Regions from separate parts of the Homo sapiens genome. Here region 1 is linked to region 2. Evidence: chromatin contacts called from ENCODE Hi-C or POLR2A ChIA-PET data. All regions are on one chromosome and are shown on one strand. The core of a region is the stretch at or near the end of the contact, and the rest is flanking DNA. Distances in the headings are between cores, read along the strand shown. Region 1 has its middle 24 kb from the start of LDLR. Region 2 overlaps SMARCA4 (SWI/SNF related BAF chromatin remodeling complex subunit ATPase 4).

Evidence for each region. A loop is a pair of places that touch in the nucleus more often than their neighbours do. ChIA-PET counts read pairs that join two places held with the same protein, here RNA polymerase II (POLR2A). Pooled maps may share reads with other maps.
Region 1: a loop to region 2 is called in a map of G401, with 10 times the contacts of the local background. The contact joins two enhancer-like sites. A Hi-C loop is called at or near these places in 5 of 168 maps with a recorded cell type or tissue (CD14-positive monocyte, DLD1, G401 and 2 more), 1 of 37 single-sample maps with no recorded cell type and 3 of 50 pooled maps. POLR2A ChIA-PET finds 5 or more read pairs at or near these places in 5 of 52 experiments (A549, AG04450, GM12878 and 2 more).

Annotation. Positions count from the first base shown.
Region 1 is chr19:11,062,726-11,067,519 of GRCh38, reverse strand. No RefSeq gene overlaps it. Among named protein-coding and RNA genes, the nearest start is that of LDLR, 24 kb to the left of the region's middle. Within about 2 kb of position 2,624, at least 4 of the 41 ENCODE cell types and tissues checked have a DNase peak (open chromatin) inside an H3K27ac peak, as active enhancers do.
Region 2 is chr19:11,022,352-11,025,568 of GRCh38, reverse strand. SMARCA4 (SWI/SNF related BAF chromatin remodeling complex subunit ATPase 4) reads right to left here. Exons shown (of 35, transcript NM_003072.5): 20 at 1,938-2,051; 21 at 1,131-1,238; 22 at 61-147. Among named protein-coding and RNA genes, the nearest start is that of SMARCA4, 63 kb to the right of the region's middle. Within about 2 kb of position 1,250, at least 3 of the 41 ENCODE cell types and tissues checked have a DNase peak (open chromatin) inside an H3K27ac peak, as active enhancers do.

The DNA.
Region 1 (4,794 bases), core at 1,375-3,874, 41 kb before region 2:
GCTCCAGGAAGTCAGGCTGTTACATGGCAGCTGGTGATTCAAGAGTGAGCGAGCAAGCAAGGCGGAAGCTGTGCTTTCTGTGACCTACTCTTAGTAGTTACATGATGTCACTTCCATTGAACTCTGTTGGTTACCAGTGAGTCCCAAGTACACTCAAACTCCAGGGAAGGAAAAGGAGACTCCATGACTTGATGGAAGCAAGACTCTAGGAGAGGCCGGGCCTGGTGGCTCATGCCTGTAATCCCAGCACTTTGGGAGGATGGGGCAGGCGGATCACCTGAGGTCAGGAGTTTGACACCAGCCTGGCCAACATGGCAAAACCACGTCTCTACTGAAAATACAAAAATTAGCTGGGTGTGGGTGCGCGCCTGTCGTCCCAGCTACTCGAGAGGCTATGGTGCCACTGTACTCCAGCTGCGCAACAGGGCGAGACTCTGTCTCAAAACAAAACAAAAAGAATCTAGGAGAGCCAGCCTAGATGGCTGGATGGGAAAGCGCATGACCCCCTGCCACATATGATGTCCCGTATTATTCTTCCCACCCCCTCCTAGTCCAGGCCGTGTCAGGTCCCATCATGCCCTGACCATCCGGCGTTTCAGCTTTAAGGTCCTGCTCACTCCTGTCTTGTGGCAGCCTCTCCTGACTCCTGGGGACACACCGACCTGCCCGCCATTGCTTAGTCCACCACCTGGTTCCAGGCGCCATTTCAACTTTCAAGTCTCAGGGTCCTTGCTCCAGACCCCAGAGCAGGTGGCAGCCCCTGAGGAGTCTCATGTCCCCCAAACCCAAGCTCAGATCTGTGTAGCCTTAGGCCACTGGCTCAACCTCCCCGAGCTCCACTTGTGTCATCTGGGAAACAGGAATGAAGTCCCCCAGCCCTTGGGGTTGTTGGGAGAAGGGCACTGGCCAGCGGGACTGAAAGACAGAGGAAAGGCCTGCGAGAGGGGCAGGTGTGGAGAGCAAAGGTCAGGAAGGGCAGCAGCCAGCCAGCAGCTGTCACCAGGTCACACAGGTGAAGGCCCCTGGCTTGGGGCCACTGCCATATGGGGACCAAGCTGGTTCCAGGCCCTCAGGCCAAAGCCGATGTCTGAGACCTGAGTCAGACAGGCCTGCAGCCCGGACCACTCATCTGCACCACAGCTAACATGTCCCTGTGTCCCCATGACATGGGTTTTGCACAGGTGGACACTCAAAGTTATTTCTGTAGGCTCCCCTCATTTTTTTTCTTAAAAAATTTTCCTTAAAAAATTTTTTTTTGAGACAGGGTCTTCCTCTGTCTCCTAGGCTGGAGTGCGCTGGTGGGATCACAGCTCACTGCAGCCTCGAACTCCTGGGCTCAAGTGATCCTCCTGCCTCAGCCTCCCAAGTAGCTAGGACTACAGATGTGTACCACTGTGCCTGGCTAATTTTTTTATTTTTGTTGTTGAGATGGGGGGTCTCTATGTCGTCTAGGATGGTCTCAAATTCCTGGCCTCAAGCAATCTTCACAATCTTCCTGCCTCAGCCTCCCAAAGTGCTGGGATTATGGATATGGGCCAACACCCCCAGACTAAGGCACTTATTTTTAAATTGGCCTCATTCTGAAAACCATGAAATCATAGGTTTGGTGAGTTGGTTTTCCATAAACGTTAAAATAAATTCTGGCTGGGAGTGGTGGCTCACATCTGTAATCCCAGCACTGTGGGAGGCCAACGTGGACAGACTGCTTGAGCCCAGGGGTTTGAGACCAGCCTGGGCAACGTGGCAAAATCCTGTCTCTACTAAAAATACAAAAAAATTAGCCAGATATGGTGGTGCACGCCTGTAATCCCAGCTACTCAAAAGGCTGAGGTGGCAGAATTGCTTGAGCCCAGGAGGCGGAGGTTGCAGTGAGCAGAGATCATGTCACTATACTCCAGCCTGGGTGACAGAGCAAGACCCTGTCTCAAAAATAAATAAATAAAAAATAAATAAATTATAATCTATTAAAATAAAGCCAAAGCTATTGCAACAAACGAAATGTGGATTTTCCCAAATGGTGGAGTGAAGATCTTGGCAAATCCTCTCCCTAAAAGCAACAATAAAGCTAAACAGAATTGTCCAAAGCAACCATCCCAGGACTGTGAAGATCTCGTCAAAGGTGTTCACCCAGTGAGGAAATGTTTATTCCAGAAAAAGTACTGAGTGGCAGGGAAGAGCAGCGGGAGGTGATTTTTGCCTGGGGCTGCTCCTGGCCTGGGCCCCCAGCTCCAGCCAGGCCATGAAAATCAGCAGCCTCACTGCTGGAGGGCCTCACTGTTGGAAGCTGCAGGGATCTCGGGAGGAGAGGGCCAAGGTCATCAGCTGGCCTAAGGATGAAACAGATTGGTAAACTAGCCAGAAATGGAAAAGGAGGTCGAGACAGAGACTGCCCCAGCTGGCCCCAGGTATCCCTAGGGGTTTGGGAGGCCACGCGCAAGCGCAAGACAGCACATATGCCCTGGAGAGAGTCTGATGCACGTCTCCCTGCCCAACAGAACTGAAGTGCGTGCCCTGATAGGAACCACAGGCAGAAAGCAAAGGTAGGGCCAGCCTGCAGACTGCCCGGGCAGAGGTGCTGACTCAGCATTTGGGCCCGGGCAGAGCCGCTGACTCAGCATATTTGGGCACAAGTTCTGACCAACCACCAACTGATGTCTCAGCTTGGCTGACCCAGGGGTGACTCCTTCTAAATAAAAATGAGAATTGGGCCAGGCGCGGTGGCTCACACCTGTAATCCCAGCATTTTGGGAGGCAGAGGCGGGCAGATCACTTGAGCCCAGGTGTTCAAGACCACCGTGGGCAACATGGAGAAACCCTGTCTCTACCAAAAAAAAAAAAAAAAAAAAAAAATTAGCTGGGTGTGGTGGCACAAGCCTGTAGTTCCGGCTACTCGGGAGGCTGAGGTGGGAGGATGGCTTGAGCCCGGGAGGCTGTAGTGAGCTGAAACTGCACCACTGCAGTCCAGCATCAGTGACAGCGCAAGACCTTGTCTCCGAGGGGAAACATGAAAGAAAGAAAAGAAAAACAACAATTAAGAACAAAACAAGGCCAGGCGCGGTGGCTCGCGCCTTTAATCCCAGCACTTTGGGAGGCCAAGGTGGGCAGATCACCTGAGGTCAGGAGATCGAGACCAGCCTGGCCAACATGGTAAAACCCCGTCTTTACTAAAAATACAAAATACAAAAATTAGCCGGGCGTGGTGGCGGGTGCCTGTAATCCCAGCTACTCCAGAGGCTGAGGCAGGGGAATCGCTTGAACCCAGGAGGCGGAGGCTGCAGTCAGCCGAGATCGCACCACTGCACTCCAGCCTGGGCGACAGTGAGAGACTCCATCTCAAAAACATAACAAAATTAAAAACAAATAAATAAAAATACAATGTCTACTTTCTGACAACAAAAGCTTGCCAGACATGTGAAGAAACAGGAAAGTGTGACCTACGCTGAGGACAAAAAGGAGTCAACAGAACCTTTCTGTGGAGGAATGGATCCGGATGTTGGACCAAAAGGCTTCAAAGCAGCTACTAAAAACAGGTTCAAGCTGGGCTGGGTGGTGCATGTCTGTGGTCCCAGATACACTGGAGGCTGAAGAGGGAGGATCATCTGAGCTCTGGAAGTTGAGCTACCATCCCACCACTGCACTCCAGCCTGGGCAACAGAGCAATACCATGTCTCGATTAAAAAAAAAAAATAGAGCGGCTGAGGCAGGAGGATCACTTGAGCTCAGGAGTTCAGACCACCAGCCTGGGCAACAAAGCGAAACATTATCTCTACAAAAAAAATAATAATAATAATAATTAGCCAAGTGTGCTGGTGTGCACCTGTGGTCCCAGCTACTCAGGGGGCTGAGGCAGGAGGATCACTTGAGCCCAGGAGGTCAAGGCTGTTGTGAACTGTGATGACACCACTGCACTCTAGCTTGGGTGACACAGCAAGACCTTGTCTCAATTAAAAACAAAACAAAAAAAAAGGTTCAAAGAGCTAGAAGAAACCACATCTCAAGAATTAAAGCCAAGTATGACGACAGTGACCCACTAATAATGGCTCTTAATGAACAGACAAAAATGATAAGAATTCAAATTGGTTAGGCACAGTGGCTCACGTCTGTAATCTCAGCACTTTGAAAGGCTGAGGCGGGTGGACTGCTTGAACCCAGGAGTTTGACACCAGCCTGGGCAACATTACAAAACCCTGTCTCCACCAAAAACAAAAACAAAAACAAAAATTACCTGGGCATGGTGGCGTGCACCTATAATCCCAGCTACTCAGGAGGCTGAGGTGGGAGGATTGCTTGAGCCCAGGAAGCATAGGTTGCAATGAGCCAAGATTGAGCCACTGCACTCCGGCCAAGACTTACTGTAAAAAAACTCAAAGCACGGTGGCTCATGCCTGTAATACCAGCACTTTGGGAGGCCAAGGTGGGTGGATCACTTGAGGTCATGGGTTTGAGACCAGCCTGGCCAACATGGTGACACCCTGCCTCTACTAAAAATACACAAATTAGGGGCTGGGCACAGTGGCTCATGCCTGTAATCCTTGCACTTTGGGAGGCCGAGGCAGGTGGATCACCTGAGGTCAGGAGTTTGAGACCAGCCTGGCTAACATGATGAAACCCATCTCTACTAAAAATACAAAAATTAGCTGGGCATGGTGGCGCACCCCTGTAATCCCAGCTACTCAGGAGGCTGAGGCAGCAGAATCACTGGAACCCAGGAGGCTGAGGTTGCGGTGAGCCGAGATCATGCCACTGCACTCCAGCCTGGGTGACAGAGACTTCGTCTCAAAAACAAAACAAAAC
Region 2 (3,217 bases), core at 1-2,500:
CTCTGCCTAGGAGCTCAGCAGACAGCAGGGCCTGAGCCGTCCCAGCCGCGGCGGGCTCACCTCGATGTGCTGGAACATGTAGGGGTGGTTGCAGATCTTCCGCAGCTGCATGATGGTGTTCATCAGGGTCTTGGTGCCGCCTTTGCCCTGGAAGGCAGATGAGAGGGACCCAAATGGGGTCTTGCCCTCCTGGGGTGGGGTGGGCTTGGTGGATGGGTGGGTGTTGGGAGAAGGGCCATGGGGACGCTCTAGTGGGGAAGAGTGGCTTTTGGCACAGCAATTGGGAGTGAGGAGATGGCAGGCTGGAGGCCCGGAGGCCCCCAACAAGCCCTGGGAAACAAATGACTGCCTGGCACAGCAGAGGGCAGATGGCAGGGACAGGGCCAGCAGGACGGGACGGAAACAAGACTGGCAAAGGGCTGAGGCAGAGTCCCCGATGCTTTGTGATGCCAGCTTTGTTCTGGGCACTGTTACTGTGGGGGTCCCTAGAGGGTCTCAGCTGGGCAAGAGGGCCTCAGCCGGGTGAGCCATGACTCAGGGCTCCCTGGGCTCCAGGATGAGGAAGGAGGTGGGGGCGGGGCGGGGGGTGCATGCTCTGGGCTGGGAATGGACTAGGGAACACACTGCTGCTCAGCTCAGGGGAGAAGGGGCACAGACACAACGTCTCGGGGAAGCCAGGCCGAGGTCAAGGCCTTGGGGGCAGAATCAAGGGGTCTGGTGCATTTCCTGGGAGGATAATTTCACTGCTGGTGAGGAGAGCCAGGCAGGTGGGGCCTGGGGCCTGGGATTCTCAGAGCAGCCCCTGCAGGAGACAGCCCGCTCCCTTCCTTTCACTTAATAACAGAGAAGGGGGGCATTCTAGAACACTCTAACCCTGCTGGGGTTAGTGCTGGGCCCAGGCTGCCAATTGCAGAAGGAGCCAGTGTTTCATAGGCAAAGGAGAAGCCACTGGCAGCTGAGTCAGTGTGTCCTGACACAAGCCACCAGCCATCATAACCAGGGCTGGCCAGATGCCCTGGGGATCATGACCAGATCATGACCCGATGGTCAGAGCACGCTCTGCTCTGCCTGCCACGCTGCCGGCCTTGGACACCCAGTGGGGAATGCAGTTGGGGGACTCTGGGGCCCACCTTCTTGTCCTTCTCGGAGCCATCAGTCAGCAGCACGCCCTTGGCCTGCATGTGGCGGTAGAGCACTCGCTGCAGCGCAGACATGTCGCACTTGATGACGTACTCCACCTGCAGGGGACACATAATGCTCACGAGGGCCCAAGGTGGCTTGAGGCCTGACTCCCCCCATCCGAACCCAGCTCTGACCCCCTCGGCCCTGTCATATGAGCTCTGACCAGAGCACACTGGGGTGTGGGTGAGGAGACCCTCACAGCTGGGGAGAAGAGGGGAGACCTGGGCAATGAGAGGAAGCACCAGGCAGAGATACCAGAGGGTTACTGGGCCAGAAAGGGCCCCCCAGCCATCTTCTGGGGGCCTCTCTACAGCCAGCCAGGAAACAAAGAGCCAAGAGGGACAACTGCAGCCGGGGACCCCGAGTCCATGGGTCTTGCTGTGGGAACTGGGCCCAGGGGTGTGGCTGCAGCAGGCCTTGAAAACCCAGAGCCATGATGGGGGGCCGGGGGGCAACCCCAAGCCCACGGCCCCTCCTGATGTGGCCAGGAGAGCCCGCACAGGCACCTGGCCCCCTGACAGGAAGTGGGATTTTGTGCTCTAACCTATTGTGAGCTATGTGAGCCTATGAGTGCTTTTCAATCCCTACAACAGCAGCACAGGGCTTTACAGACCCAGTGGCGTCATCGCCACCCCCAAGCTGGATTGACCAGGGCAGGCCTGGGACTGTGGGGAGAGGCCCTGAGCACGCCCAGCCCTGGAGAAAGCCCCCACGTGAGGCTGCTTCACTGGTGGCTCCCCTCAAAACTCCATCACCTTTTCGGGCAACTGGGCCTCGACTTCCTTCTTGAGTCGTCGGAGCAAGAAGGGCCGCAGCACTTTGTGGAGACGCCGGATGATGAGAATGGTTTCCTCCTCATTCAGGTCCACCTGGAAGCCCCCAAGACAGGAGAAGCAAGCGTTACCTCCAAAGGAGGGCGACAGAGGTCTCACTAGAAGGTGCGGATGTGGGGACAGGGTGGACGGGGTCCCCTGGGGTGATCTTGCCCTTGGCACGTGGCTTTTCAGCCTGCTTTATGCTTTCTGGGAGCCAGGCAGGGCACCCTCTTCCTTAGGAAACTGTGAGGATCTGGTTCCCTCCATGTAATTCCTGGGACATGGAACCGCAGTACCCAGAGCACTCTGCTCCCTGTGCCTCACCAGAAAGACCCCCGGCAGCGGGCATGCTGCTTCTCCACGAGTAACACAAACTGGAGTGTCCACAGACCCACCCCACGCCAAGCTCATGCCAGGAGCGCTGCAGGGGCCAGGCTGACCACATGGGGCTTATAGCGGGTGATTCTCAGGGAGGGCTCTGCCACCGGGAGCCCCAAGGGACTCTCATTCAGCCTGGGTGGAACCAGGTGAAAGAAACCCTGACCTCCCACGGCGCCTACTCCTCTACTAATAATTAACTTTTAAAATGTTTTAATTAAAAAAGTTAAAGGAAAATGAGACGACGCCAAAACTTTTCTTCTATTGCTTCCCTGGCAATCCTTTGGCAGAGCTTTTGCTCGGCTCAGAAAGTGACAAAACTATAGCATCAGATCCTGGCCCTTAGTGTGGGGGTCCCGGGAGTCTAAAAATTGGGGACTCCTTTATCACGAGGCTTTGGGGAATGCCTCGGTTTCGCCATCAGAAGAGTCTCTGCCTTGACCAGCAGCCGAGAGGGCAGGGAACTCACGCATGAGGCCAGGAAGGCCCCAGCTGCCCTGGACCTGTCTAAGGTGGGAAGAAGGGGGTGGGCCCAGCCGTGCTGGGCAGGGCACTTCGAGGTAACCTCTGTAGTTCTGCCCACACTTCAGCATCTGGTTACTTAAACCCCTCAGCAGGAAACACAGTCTGTCCCACAGTTTCAACCTCCAACAGCAAGGAGCTCTAGGCTCAGGGATCAGTGCTGGTGTGGGACCACTCATCAATGATGATGCTGCCATGCCACAGTCTGGCTGATGGTGCCACCCAGACATTGAGACACACTGGCCACTGAGCTTTTTGAAAACAACGTAAGACAGAACCTGACCATGTGGCCCCGCTAACTGGAATCTTCCAAGTTTCCT